2 separate regions of the Homo sapiens genome follow, and region 1 is linked to region 2. Evidence: chromatin contacts called from ENCODE Hi-C or POLR2A ChIA-PET data. All regions are on one chromosome and are shown on one strand. The core of a region is the stretch at or near the end of the contact, and the rest is flanking DNA. Distances in the headings are between cores, read along the strand shown. Region 1 overlaps MAD1L1 (mitotic arrest deficient 1 like 1). Region 2 overlaps MAD1L1 (mitotic arrest deficient 1 like 1).

Region 1 (6,537 bases), core at 1,365-3,864, 110 kb before region 2:
ACGGGAAAGGCTAGCTCCGGCTGTACCTGGGAGCTGTCGTAAACCTAAGTGCGTTAATAGCCATCTCATTGCAACACCCTTGGCTCCCTGTGAAGCATTAATGAAGAGAGATTTGCGGGGAGGGTCTCTGACCCCTTCTGCCGTCCCTGGCGTTTTCCACGTTGAGCGATTTCTCCAGCCTGTGCTTGCCCTCTGCACTGTGATTGGCTCGTCACGGGCCTGGCCGTGGGCACATCCAGAGTCCTGGGTTCTGGTGTTTTGTGTGTTAAGGCGATCAGGGCTGTCAGGGACCTCAGGACTCATTGACCAGATGCTGGCACTGTTTGGGCACCGTGCTTGCCCCCTTGCCGGGCAGCTTGGAGCCTCAGCCCTCACCCTGCTAGTGGGATGTATGTTGCGGACCTTGCCCCTCCCTTCCCATGGTGGGGTGTGGGGGCAGGTTACTCCCCTTCCTGTCTGTCTCCTGGGGTTTCAGGAGAATTAGGCACATAGAAGAGTTGGGCCCAGCAGGGCTAGAGCAGGGTCAGACTCCACCAGCACTGACTAGTCCTCACTGTGGGAGTTCACACGGCTGGTCCTCCCTGAGCCCTCACAGCCTCCTCTGCCCATCCCCCTGGGTACCCTCCAGAAGCAGGCCAGCACCTGCAGTCTCCCCCCAGGACCCCGCTGCACTGGCCTGTCTGTGTTGATGGAGACAGCCACGGTATCGGCTGCTGGCACAGATTCCAGAGAGGTCTTCCAGGCCCCTGGCTGTTCCCTGAGCCTGTGCAGGTGCCACTGCCCTCTGGGGTCTGTGGAGCAGCCACCACCACATCCTGCATGACAGCGTGACCTGATGCCTTGCCTCATCAGAGGGGGCACCTCCGCGTCAGCTCTTTCCTCCCAGGAGCCTGGGAGAGGTGTCCCTGCCTTTCTGCCTCAGCGGGACCAGGTCACCTGCGGAGCCTGTGCCCTGCCTTTCCCTGAAGTGACAGTCGGGTGGGAGGCTGGGGGTGCCGCCAGCTCCTGGGCTGGGTTCCTGCCTCAGGGGAGCATCTGCTGGGGGCTCCCCACCTCCTCATGGATGTGGCGCAAGTTCGGGAGAACGTGGCCCCAACTCTGGGAACTAAGCATGTTTGCAAGGTGAAGGCGGGGGCCCAGCAGGAGTGCTATGCTCCAGGGAAGGTTGGGGCGCGGCTGCACATGAAGTGTGGCAAGGGTGGCTGCACCCTCTGTGCACAGGGAGCCCCTGGGGCAGGGACGCCAGCCCAAGCCAGGGATGCCCCCGTGGAGGGCCAAGGGGCTGCTCTGGAGACCCTGCACATGCCGCGTGTCTCTGGCTGTTGGTTTCTGTGAAGGGCCCGTCTCCTCTTCTCCTCACGGTCGGGGGGTGGGGGGCCGCCATCGCCCCAGCCGGGGAGGGCTCCTGACCCCACAGAGCCCAGGTGCTCCCCCCGAACCCCCTGCCTCCCTCTCTCCCTGCTACCTCCACCCGGTTTTTCTTTTCTTTCTGTTTCCCGTCTCCTTTTCCCTTCTTGATTTTCTTTCTGTCCTCTGCACGCATGTCTGATAGTTCCTGTCTCCATCTTTCCCTCTCCCTTGGCCTCTGTTCACCCCTCTGTCCCCCACTCACACTCCTATGTCTTCTGACCTCGGGCCTCGCAAGCCTTCCCTGGAAGCTTGCCCGGCCCTGCGCATGCCCCTGGGGAAGGCGCCTCTCGGGGCAGGTGAGGATCTGCTACCTGACCGCCAGGTGGGCTCGGGGTAGTCGCCAGCGGGAGGATGCAGCATCGCTCTGAGAGTGGTTCCCTTCCACCCACCCGTTAGCTAAACCAGACACCAGTCTGTTCTCATCTGGACCATGTTTTCATTCTAGCAGAGACGTTGCAGGAAAACAGTGTTGAGTTGGGAGAACCCCAGACCCGTCTGGTGAAGTTTTGCCGTCTTGCACGGTGTTATTTATTCCATTTAATAAAGCGGCTGCGGGAGCCCGTAGCATGTGTCAGGAGTCCTCTGTGGATAGAGCTATAAATACGCAGTGCACGCCACCTTGATTCAACACATTGGCCTGATTTGTGTTTCCGATTTATTTAATTAAAAGCGATTACTGCGCTGCTGGCCGTGTGGAGGTGTGTGGAGAATCCCCGTTTCAGGTTGCAGGGACTCTGAAATAGTTCCTAACGATTTAGGCAGAAGTGGCCGTCACGGTGTTTCCGTCTTCCCTTCCTCCCCGTGACCTCCCAGAGGCTCGGGCAGCTCTGCGGGTGCTGTCACTTGGCTGCCGTGGGTGGTTTGGCTCCAGGAGGGCTGGGGAGAGCCTGATCTTCAGGGCCTCGGGTTGTTCACCAGGCCCAATACTTGTGAGTGTGTTGGTGATGTTTCCCTCATTGAAAGAACTTGAGATGACTGTACTGTACGAAGCAGAGATAAAGCCAAAAAAAAAAAAAAAAAAAAAAACCTGTTAAAAATCATGCAGTGAAGAAAAGTGGGCCAAGGGGTTTATGGAAACCACCCTGGAGTCTGGGCTGTGGGAGCCTCTGCTGTGTGGCCACAGGTCCTCAGTGGGAATCGCGAGGTGCTGGCTCCATTCCCAGAACGGGGCGTCTGTGCAGTACAGAACTGCGCTGAGCCGGGCTCCCCGTGACACGCCGGTGCCACCCCCGGCAGCACACACTTAGAGCACCGCTGCCCAGCACAGGAGCTGACGTTGCTGGGCGTGAGGAATAAGCCCAGGGCAGGCTCTGTCCTCTCCACCATGGGAGGACCTGCTGCCACCCTCAGAGCATCCCCCAGGGCCTGGGCGTCCACCCCCTAGCCTTCCTTGCATCAGGGGCTGCAGTGGAGCCCCTGACCGTGCACTGACTGCCTGTTGTGTGCTCTGTGGCCAGCGCTGGGCTCACAGTCATCCTCAGACCTCCACCCACAGGGAGAGCTTCTGTGTACAGCCTCACCCAGGGGCAGGTGCTGGGGCTGTGGCCTGGTTAGCCCTGTGGGGACCCTGTGGTGTGCCGCCTCCTGCTTCTTCACGTTGTGTCACAAGCCACTTGGAGACCTGGCCAGGAAGGTGGAGGCCTGAGCTTCCGTCCCATCCTTTTCCACGTGACCGTGACCATGACCACCGGTGGGGCTGCCTTCCCCTAGCTCCAGCCTTTGTACCGTGTGTGGGGTCTGTGCCTGGTGCCCTCTGGTCCTCCTCAGTCCGGCTGTCCTGTGGCTGCTGGGGTCTGTGGCTGCCTGTCCTAGCCATTTTCTGCCATGTCCTGGCTGGCAGGAGTGTTGGATCACAGGCAGCAACTTCTCACCTCAGGATAAAAATAGCCCGGCTGAGGCCTCTGTGCAGCACCTCGGTGGTGCCAAGGGCGCCAGGGCCCGGGGCTCGTGTCTCAGCACACGTAGCCACCCGGGACACGTGGTCCCACCCGGAAAGAGCTGTGTGTGACCCTTCAGCTGCTTGGGTGGAGGCAGCTCCCTGGTCACTCGGTGCCAGGGTTGCGGGGCCGGGGCGTGGCTGCGCTGGGGGCCTGCTCGTACTGGTTTTCCCGCCATGTGATGAAACCCTCTCCCCACAGCCTCCGCACCCCTCAGTGCTCCCTGGTGTGTGCCCCTGAAGCCTGGCTCCGAGTGGGCTTGGCCTCTCCTGGGGAACCCGAGCACTGCGTCAGGTCGTTTGGGATGGAGCCGTGTTCCTTCCCACCTGAGCTTCCTGCGTGTCTGCGTCTGAGGCTGTTTGGGATGGAGCCGTGTTCCTTCCCCCCCTGAGCTTCCTGCGTGTCTGCGTCTGAGGCTGTTTGGGATGGAGCCGTGTTCCTTCCCACCTGAGCTTCCTGTGTGTCTGCACCCAGCCCGGGGTGGGCTGTGGAGGAGGGGCTGAGGCTGGGGAAGTGCCTGGCCTGCCTGCGAGCAGGCTTGGCATCTGGTGTTCCCAGCCGTCAGCCCAGCCCCCACCCCGGGCCTTGGGAAGCTCTCTCTCCATCCCACCATCTCCGCATCAGAACAGGCTGCACCCTACACTGCCTTGCGGAGCCAACCTGAGCTTGGGGAGCTCTTGTCTCAGAGGTGAGGACGCTGTGGCCAGGGCCTGGGGGCTCCACCCGGTCACCCAGAGAGTGAGAGGTGTCTGTGTCCCCCGAAGGTGACTGGGCAGCCCCACAGTCAGTGCTAAAGTGCACTGTCCAGGGTGTTTCCACAGGGGGTGCTCTGCCGCCCACCCACTGCCTCCATCACAGATGCGGTTTCCTGGAGGAACCCTACCGAGACCAGCCTGGAGTTGCGCTGTCTGAGGCCCTGCGGGAGCTGCTCTCCAGTGCACACACGGGCTGTGCCAGCTCCTCGCCCTTGTGAGTGTGGTTCTCCCCGAGCTCTGGGGATTCCATGTTTTAAAGGCAGCCTTATTGAAATATGATTTATACTCAGTAAAATCCCCCAGCTTTATCTGTATGATTTGATCCATGTTGACCGTCAGTTTCCTGCCACCCCTGGCTCGTAGAGACACCGGTCTGGGGCCTGTGACTGTTGTTTTGGGCTTTCTTGGAACTTCACGTAAACAGAGTCCTGCAGTTGCTGTGTCTGTCATCTCTGACTGAGCACAGAGCTTTTGAGACCCATCAACGTTGTATCAGCAGTTCATTTACTTTTATTACAAAATAATTCTCTATCCTGAGACTCTACCAAAATGGTCTCGTCTGTTCACCCACTGACCAATACCAGGGTGGTTTCCCATTCTTGCCAGCTGGGACAGAGCTGCTGTGAATATCTGCGTGCCAGACTTCCTGTGAATGCAGGTTTTCATTCCTTTGGGCTCTACATCCAGGAGTAGGATTGTGGGGTTTAACTTTTTTTGGCGGGGACAGTGTGGGGACAGAGTCTCGCTCAGTCGCCCGGGCTGGAATGTAGTGGCGTGATCTTGGCTCACTGCAGCCTCCGCTTGCCGGGTTCAAGTGATTCTCCTGCCTTGGTATCCTGAGTAGCTGGGACTACAGGCATGCACCACCACACCCAGCTAATTTTTGTATTTTTAGTAATTTCACCATGTTGGCCAGGCTGGTCTCAAACTCCTGACTTCAGGTGATCCACCCGCCTCGGCCTCCCAAAGTGCTGGGATTCCAGGCGTGAGCCACCGGGCCGGGCCCTAACTTCTTAAGACATTGCCAGGCTCTTCCCAGCGGCCATACCGTGGCAACACGCGGGGTCCAGTGACGCGTTACTGCACAGGCTGTCGGCACCAGAGCTGGGAGAACGCTCCGCTGTGGCACTGTCGGCTTTGGTATCTGGATCCAGCGGGGCAGCAGCACATTTAGCCCTGGCTTCAATCTGTGTGTCTCCAGTGACTGACGTGCCCAGCGTTTCCCGTGCTTCTCCACCTCGGCGCCTCTTCTCTGGTGGCGTCTGTTCAGGTCCCTTCCCTCTGTCTGGTGCTGGCCTGCCAGGCCCAGCTGCCCATCTGTGCCTCCTGGAGTTCCCATTCCTCTCTCCTCACCCAGCAGGCCTGCTGGGCTCTGTCTGTGGCACTGCCCCGGCCTGCGTCCTGGGGGACTCACCCCATCCCCTCCCGCGGCTCTGAGCTCTGAGCTGCCTGCCCTCCCTCGCAGGAATCCCACTGTTCCTTGTGTTGTATCTGGTGTCTGGGGACTGAGGTGGGGGGTGTGTCTGTGCTGGTTCCTACAGCTTGTCCAGAAGGAGAAGTTCTAGCGCATTTTGGAGCCCATGAGAGCCTGTCCCCCAAAGCTTCCTGGTGCCCCATCTGGGAGCCTCCTCTGCGCACACAGAGAGCGTCGTCTTGGGTCTCTCGGGACCCCAATGTCCTGCCTCGCCTCTCCTGTGCTGGGCCGTGCGGGTTTAGTGATGTCCTGTCTCTCCTGTGTTGGGCTGTGTGGGTTTAGTGATGTCCCGTCTCTCCTGTGTTGGGCTGTGCGGGTTTAATGATGTCCTCTCTCTTCTGTGCTGGGCCGTGCGGGTTTAGTGATGTCCCGTCTCTCCTGTGCTGGGCCGTGCGGGTTTCGGTGTTTTCTTTGTTTTTCTTACTTTAGCTGTGTTCTTGGAACAATAAGGTGAGGGAGGAGTGGACGTTTGCCAAATGCTCCTCGGTGCTGGGACTCTGCTGTGAGCTTCTCACACCCTCCCTCCACAGAACCTGGGGAGGCCCAGGACAGGCACGCATTGTGGCTGACACCCCAGGCCACAGCCACCTTCGTTCTCCCAACTCCCTCCTGCCCTGTCCACACCCGCTCCCATGTAAAACATTCTTTTTTGTTACTTGGAAACTTCATGTCTGACCACTTACCCTGTTGGAGCTGCAGACAGCAGTGTGTGTCCTTGAATGGCCACAGGGCCTGCTCGTCTGTGTTCTCTCGGTGTTCCATGGCTCTGTTCTTAGGAGCACCCACACGTGTCTTTTCAGGTTATGAGTGAGAGGTGGCTGAGGTGTCCTGCACCCACAAACCTTGTGCTGTAGAATGTCTATAAGCCAGACCTGAGCTCCCTCCTGCCTCCCTGCCGCTCCCCCATCTCCATGCCCATGGAGCGTGCTCTCCATTTCACACTCCTGGAATTCCGGCCCCT
Region 2 (6,510 bases), core at 832-3,331:
GTCCAGAGGCAGTGGTGCCTGGGGAGGACTGAAGTCCGTGTGGGGCCGGGGCAGGGGACGCCTTCCAAGATGCCAGGCTGCGCAGTGGGACAGCGCAGTCCCAGAAGCCAGCACAGGGCAAGGTAGACAGACTAGAAGAGGAAAGGAGAGCCAGCCGCATCTCTACACTCGCGTCCTGCGAGCCAGCAGGCGCTCTTCTGGTTTGCTGGTGAAGCCAGACTGGGTCCACCGTTGTGGACATGAAGAGTCCTCGGGCGAGCGGGGTCCAACAGCAGAAATTGGGGTGTTATGTGTTGACCCTCAGGGTGGAGGTGGCCCCACTTGGACCTCCAGCAGCTGGAGACCCAGGGCAACAGGGGCTTGTTCATCACTGCCCCGGTGAGCTAACCTCCGGTTTGTGAGGATGGTGCCGTCGGCCTGGTGTGGCATTGTGGCCCCGGCATGACCTCGTGGCCCCGTCTTGGCATGTGGCTGCTTCAGGAAGGGTGGAGGGGGCGGTGGCTGTGGGAGATGAGGACAGGCAGAGACGGGCCCCACCTGGGACTGCTGTGGTCTGGAACGGGCGTCTAAACTGCCTGCAGTCTGCAGCCTCTGCGTGTCTTTATGGAACCGAGAACCAACTTTGATTTGTATAAAAGCTGTACCCAGTGCGGCCTACGCATGTCCGTCAGCGTCTCACAGCGGTGAGCCGCTGCCTGTCTGATTCAGCCTTAGCCCGGCTCTTCCTCCTCCTTCTGCACAACCCGCCCGTCTTCACAGCCTGCGCTGCACGGGGGCACCGTGCCGGGCTTGCTCTGCGTTCCTTGTGGATTTCCTGCTTCTCAGATCACAGTCATCCATTTCTACACTCTTGAAACTCTCAAACCTTTGAATAATAAAAACACACCAAGTCTTTAAGCTATCAGAAATGTACTTCTTCGCTTTTGTATAATTCTGTATACTTTGAATAATTCACAGAGGTGTTTAATGCATTATACGAATTCCATAGGTTTCTAAAATGATTAGGTATTAATAAAGGTGTACCATGAACAGTTATCACTTAACATATCACTCGTTACATCAACATTTACAAATTAAGAGGCAGCGTTTTCCCCGGATCCCTGCGTGTGCTGTAGTTGAAGCGAATCTTAGGAAGACTAACTGCAGCGGAACCTTGGGGCACCCTCCACAGTGTTTTCTGTTGAGAGTGTCGAAAATCCAAAAGAGGGAAGCAAGCCACTCGTCATCTTCCCGCGAAAGGTGGCCGCTGTCCTGCTTCGCCGTGTTTCCTTTCGGTGTTTCATACGTAGGCACATGCCTAGGCATGTTCATTTACACCTGGGAACTCGGGATCCTGGGGTTCCATTGTGTGTGCTCCTGTGTCACTTTTTAAAAACACCGTCAGCAAGTAGCATCTTGACCACTGTAAGCCCTGCATGGGCTTCTGAAGCGCAGCCCTGCCCAATGTCCTCAGGTTTGCTGGACACCAGGTCCATCCCCGTCATACCCTCGAGCATGGGCCCTGCCGCTCTTCCTGCTCGAGCCAGCATCTCAGCTCCCCCGGCCCTCATCCGCCCGCCCAGGATCCCAGCCATGGCAGGATGTTGAGACCAGAAGGCTTGGGCTGGCCTCAGCTTGCCAGTGGCCGGACTTTCAGCCCCCATGGCCTGGGCAGGAACCCCTGCCCTCCTTTCCGCCTTGGAGCCCTCTCAGCCCCCAGGCTCCTGAGGTCAGGGAGAGGCAGGAAGGGGGCCCCAGGAGGAGGAGGCAGGCGGACAGAGAGCCCAGGAGCTGGCCAGCTCCCCAGCCCTGCTCGCCCCAGGCCTAAAGGACACACAGCGTACGGGAGGCCGGGCTCGCCCTGAGGAGCCGTGGTTCCTGCAGGGGTCTGGCCTGGGCCCCGCAGCTCTTGCCAGGCATCCTGCCCGCCTTCCTAGACTCTTGTGATCTGGAGCCTTGGCGCCTCCCCAGGCCGCCCCCTCACTGCCCATCCTCCAGCCCTTGCTGTCCCTTCTTTCCAGTGGCAGGCCTGGCCTGACCTGACCTTCTGGACCACGGCCTGTCCTGGCCCAAGGCCCGTGTGAATGTGACTTTGCAGGTCCTGAGGGCTGGATGTGCTGGGTCAGAAGCCATGGAGCTGAGGCAGCCGCCTCCGGAAGGACAGACGGTCCACTGGCCCAGTGCTCCACCAGCAAGGCCTGGTGCCCGCAGAGGCCCCGCTCCCCACCCTTCCGGCCACCCACCATGCCTGCTCTGGGCCGTGTTCCGGGGGCTGGCTCAGGTGGACAGTGTCAGGGAACGAGGTTGCTTTTAGCTTACCCACTTTCCCCATGTGTGACATGCACTGTGTTTTCATGCTTGAAGCTCACAGGATCAGGGAGATTAAGTAAAGTATGGAAGGGCTTTACAAGTTGATGTTTGCAGGCGGGGCTGAGAGCTGCGGGGTGGGCCTGGCATGGGGAGCTCTGGGCAACCCAGGCAGGGGGCTGACTCTAGGTGAGCTTGTGGGCTGGTGCCCAAGTGCAGCTGTTGCCAGGGGGGTGCTGGCTGGGCCTCTGCCTCATCTGTAAAGCAGGTACAGTTACGTCTGACCCACAGGAGTAAGTGGGGCCATGTTCCTGGCACATCCATCATGGTTGCCAAGACCCCACCTTGGTCCATCGGTTTCATTTCTGAGCAGTGAAGTCCCCGCAGGAAGAAGCTGCCAACTTGTGTCTGCGGTTTTCCCTGGAACCCCAGCATCAAGGCCCACCTGCTCCATCCTCTTCACCTGGGCCCAGCTCGCTTGTAGACACCTTCTCCAGGAAGCCCTCCTGGGTTCCCCAGATGTGGGACCCTTCTTCCGCTGGCTTCCCTCCTAGGACACGTGCCACCTTGTGTTTTTCCTGACAGGCGAGTCTGCCGGAGGTTTTATCCTGTTGGGTTCGTTGTCCCTTGAGGGTCCCCAGGGGGCCTAAGTGTGCCCCTCCTGTGTTTCTCCCCCACTGCTGGGTGCCTGGTTCTTAAAGATGCTTCTTGCTCCATTTCTCCCTAGGCTTCTTTTCACAGCCTCTTTCCCCCAGCCTCACCCAACCCCCACCCTCTACTCCTGCTCTTCCTCCTCCCTCTCCCACTCCTCCTCCAGACTCTGTCCTGCCCAGCTGATGTGCCCTGCTAGCAGCTGTGCCTAGCACCCCGCTCGCCCCCTCCCCTCTTTGGAGGGCTGGGGCCTCCCAGACCTTCCTGCGCCCCATCTGGTTGATGTGGAGGGATCGCCTGCTGGATATGGGCCTTTAGAGCATGTTCATGAGGGCTGACACTGGGCATGCAGCCTCACCTCCCCAAGTTTCAGTCTCCTCACCTGTGGAGTAGAAGTAACTGTGGCTCACTTCGGAGGCTGCAAGAGGCAAGTCTCATAAGTGCCACCTGTGGAGCTGGGGAGGGGTCATGTTGCACCGGGATCCCTGTTGGCTGGTTCAGCTCCAGCCCACGGTGCACCCGTGCTTCTCCCAGAGCTGTGACTAGCTCTGCCGGCCCTGTGTGTCCTGGTCCCTGCAGACCTTCTGGAGGGCCTGCAACATTTAGGGAGCTTTCAAAGGCTCCCTGTAAGCCGACTCTTCCCAAGTCCTCCTCCGAGCTGCCCTTCACTGGGTGAGGCCGTTGGCCTCCTGAGAAATCCTCCCCCTTGGGTTCCAAGAAGACAGCGCTAGAGCTGCCAAGTCTTCTGGCAGGAGCTCTGACCAGGAGATCAGCATCAGTCCTGCCCCATCCACCTGTCATTCCTGCCTCCTTTGTATCCAGGACACCAAGCTTGGTGACAGGAGAGGCACTTGTACTGTTCGCAGCAGCTCCACGCCCCCAGCTCAGGGCCTGGCTTATGGAGAGGGCAGTCTAGGGCTCTGCCAGACAGACAGAAAAACAGGTTTCAGTGGAGCAAAAGGGAAGAGACAAACAGTGAACAGACAACAGCCAACCTGTAGGGCCAGGGCTCATGTTGGCACCTCTGCCTGCAGATGGTCACTGACTCCTTGGGGCCATGCAGCGGTGGCCCTGGTCTCCACTGTCCAGAGGAGAGATAAGAGACACTGTGGAGTCACCTTGTCCCGGGCAGCTCCTGACCCTGGTGTGCAGCCTTGGCCAGGCCACTGCACTCCTGTGAGACTCAGTTTCCCCATCTGTCATGAGGAATGTGGTCTGGGTGCTCCCTGGGGGCCCTGACCCTGGCCTCCTGGCTTCAGAAAGGCATCCTCAGGGGGCTGAGCATCACTAGGTGTGCCCAGGAGGGTCTTCCCTGAGCTACCCTCCTGAGATAGGGCCACGGAGGGCAGAGGCCAGTGTGGGAGGGCAGGGAGAGCAGGGAGACAGGCCCCCTGCCCCACCCACTCCACCTGGGGGCTGGCATACGTGGCTCCCGTGCTCCTGAAAGATCTCGCCAAACCCCAGCCTCCTGGCCATGTCATTTATTTTATCAGATTTTCCCCCAAATGATTCTTCAGGCAGAAAGGGGGCTGCAGACAGAGTTAGAAATAGCCGAAGCCGTTTCCAGTCAAGCGGGTTCCACAGATGTGTGCTGGGATAATTGAGGGTTTGCCGCACAGTCCCCCGCCACTCTGCTTCCCATCCCAGCCAGGACTTCCCATCCCAGCCAGGACTTCCCATCCCAGCCGGGACCAAACCTCTTGTTGCCGCGTGGGTGGAGGGAGCTGGCTGCCTGGGCTGCCGTTTGGGGGAAAGGCAGGCAAATCTCAGCTCCAGCTCTTCCCAGCGGGAACCTGCTGCCTCTGCTCCTCTCCCTCCTGAGAGGGGATAGAGATTCCAGAGTCCCTAGAGCTTCCTGGGAAGGCCATACTCTGCCTGGGCCTGGAGCGGGGAGGCTCAGCTCCTGGTCTCTCCATCCCGGCTGCACTCCTCCCAGTGGTTCTCACGGAATTTTCCCCACCTCCCTTTTCCCCTCTTCTCAAAACCCAGGGAAGGAAGCCTTCTGTTACGAGAGGGAGAAAATCAGTGGTAAGAAGAAGTGGAGTGACCAGGCCGGGGACACAGAGCAAATGCAGTTTGGGGCAAAACCGTGAGCTTCTGGGATCTGGGAGACACACTGGTTCCAGCAGGCTCCTCATTCCTTGCTGTCCAGGGCCTTCCCCGGCTCAGAGGCCTGCAGGGTGGGCGTCAGGGCCAGAGGCGTGGACGGCACAGATTCCGGAACTGCACAAACATGTGGCGATGTCGACCTACCGGGTTTGTCATATGGATGAGGGGGAAAGGTATACAGGTCCAGCCTCCCCGATTCGAAAACCTGAAGTCGGGAATGTTCCAAAATCCACAGCTTTTTTTATTGTGGGTCTGTCACTCAAAGGAAATGCTTAATGGAGCGTTTCCGATACCAGATTTTCAGATTAGGGATGAATATTTGCATGAGATGCTTACTCAACCAGTAAGCACGTAATACAGATATTCTGACAACCTGAAAATCTGGAAATCCCAGACACTTGGTCCCAAGCGTTTCCAATAAGGGATACTCAGCACTCACCTGTGTGTATATGTGTAAGTCTAGTACGGTCTCGCTTTGCCAGATGACAGGGATGCATGCTGAGGAACGTGCTGGTGGGCAGTGTTGTCTTTGCGGGAACTTCCTAGAATGACTTGTACGAGCCTGGGCCGTGCAGCCTCCCGCACCCTTGGGCCGCATGGTTTAGCCGGCTGCTGCCAAGCTGCAAAAGTGTGCAGTGCGTGACTGTGCTGAATGCAGTAGACCACCGTGGCGCAGTGCTAAGCATCTGCGTGTCTGTACGTGTTTAAATATGGAAAAGGTGCCATAAACATGATGTATGAAGGGTGGAAGACGGTGCACCTGCGTAGGGTGCTCACCGTGAACGGAGCTCGCAGGGCTGGCGGGTGCTCTGGGCGAGCTGGTGAATGAGGGTGAGTGAGTGTGAAGGCCTAGGACATGAGTGTGCACAACTGGAGACTATAAATGCCGTACCACTTAGGCTACACTCAACTATTAAAAATACTGTTCTTTTCTTCAATAATAAATGAATGGCTGGGCACAGTGGCCTGTGCCTATAATCCTAACATTTGGGGAGGCTGAAGTGGGGGGATCGCTTGAGCCCAGGAGTTCAAAACCAGCCTTGGCAACATAGCAAGACCCTGTGTCTACAAAATATTTAAAACTTAGCCAGGCGTGGTGGCGCCTGCTTATCGTCCCAGCTACTCCAGAGGCTGAGGCGGGAGAATTACTTGAGCCCCAGGAGTTAGAGGCTGCGGTGAAAACTATGATCGCGCCACCGCACTCTAGCCTGGGTGACAGAGTGAGATCCCATCTCTAATAATAATAAGAATAAAGTTTGTTGTAACTTTTTGAGTTTATAAACTTTTTAATTTTATTTATTTATTTGAGACAGAGTCTTGTTCTGTCACCAGGCTGGAGTGCAGTGGCGCGATTTCGGCTCACTGCAACCTCTGCCTCCCTGGTTCAAGCGATTCTCCTCCCTCAGCCTCCTGAGTACCTGGCATTACAGGGGTGCGCCACCACACCCAGCTAATTTTTTTGTA

Evidence for each region. A loop is a pair of places that touch in the nucleus more often than their neighbours do. ChIA-PET counts read pairs that join two places held with the same protein, here RNA polymerase II (POLR2A). Pooled maps may share reads with other maps.
Region 1: a pooled map shows a loop between it and region 2 (2.6-fold over the local background). The contact joins two enhancer-like sites. A Hi-C loop is called at or near these places in 3 of 50 pooled maps. POLR2A ChIA-PET finds 5 or more read pairs at or near these places in 3 of 52 experiments (H1, PC-3 and activated B cell).

What each region holds. Positions count from the first base shown.
Region 1 is chr7:2,005,970-2,012,506 of GRCh38, reverse strand. The region is part of intron 13 of MAD1L1 (mitotic arrest deficient 1 like 1); the gene reads left to right. Among named protein-coding and RNA genes, the nearest start is that of SNORA114, 80 kb to the left of the region's middle. Within about 2 kb of position 2,614, at least 5 of the 41 ENCODE cell types and tissues checked have a DNase peak (open chromatin) inside an H3K27ac peak, as active enhancers do.
Region 2 is chr7:1,891,367-1,897,876 of GRCh38, reverse strand. All of the region lies in intron 18 of MAD1L1 (mitotic arrest deficient 1 like 1), which reads left to right. Among named protein-coding and RNA genes, the nearest start is that of MIR4655, 50 kb to the right of the region's middle. RefSeq lists an enhancer at 6,502-6,510. Within about 2 kb of position 2,081, at least 5 of the 41 ENCODE cell types and tissues checked have a DNase peak (open chromatin) inside an H3K27ac peak, as active enhancers do.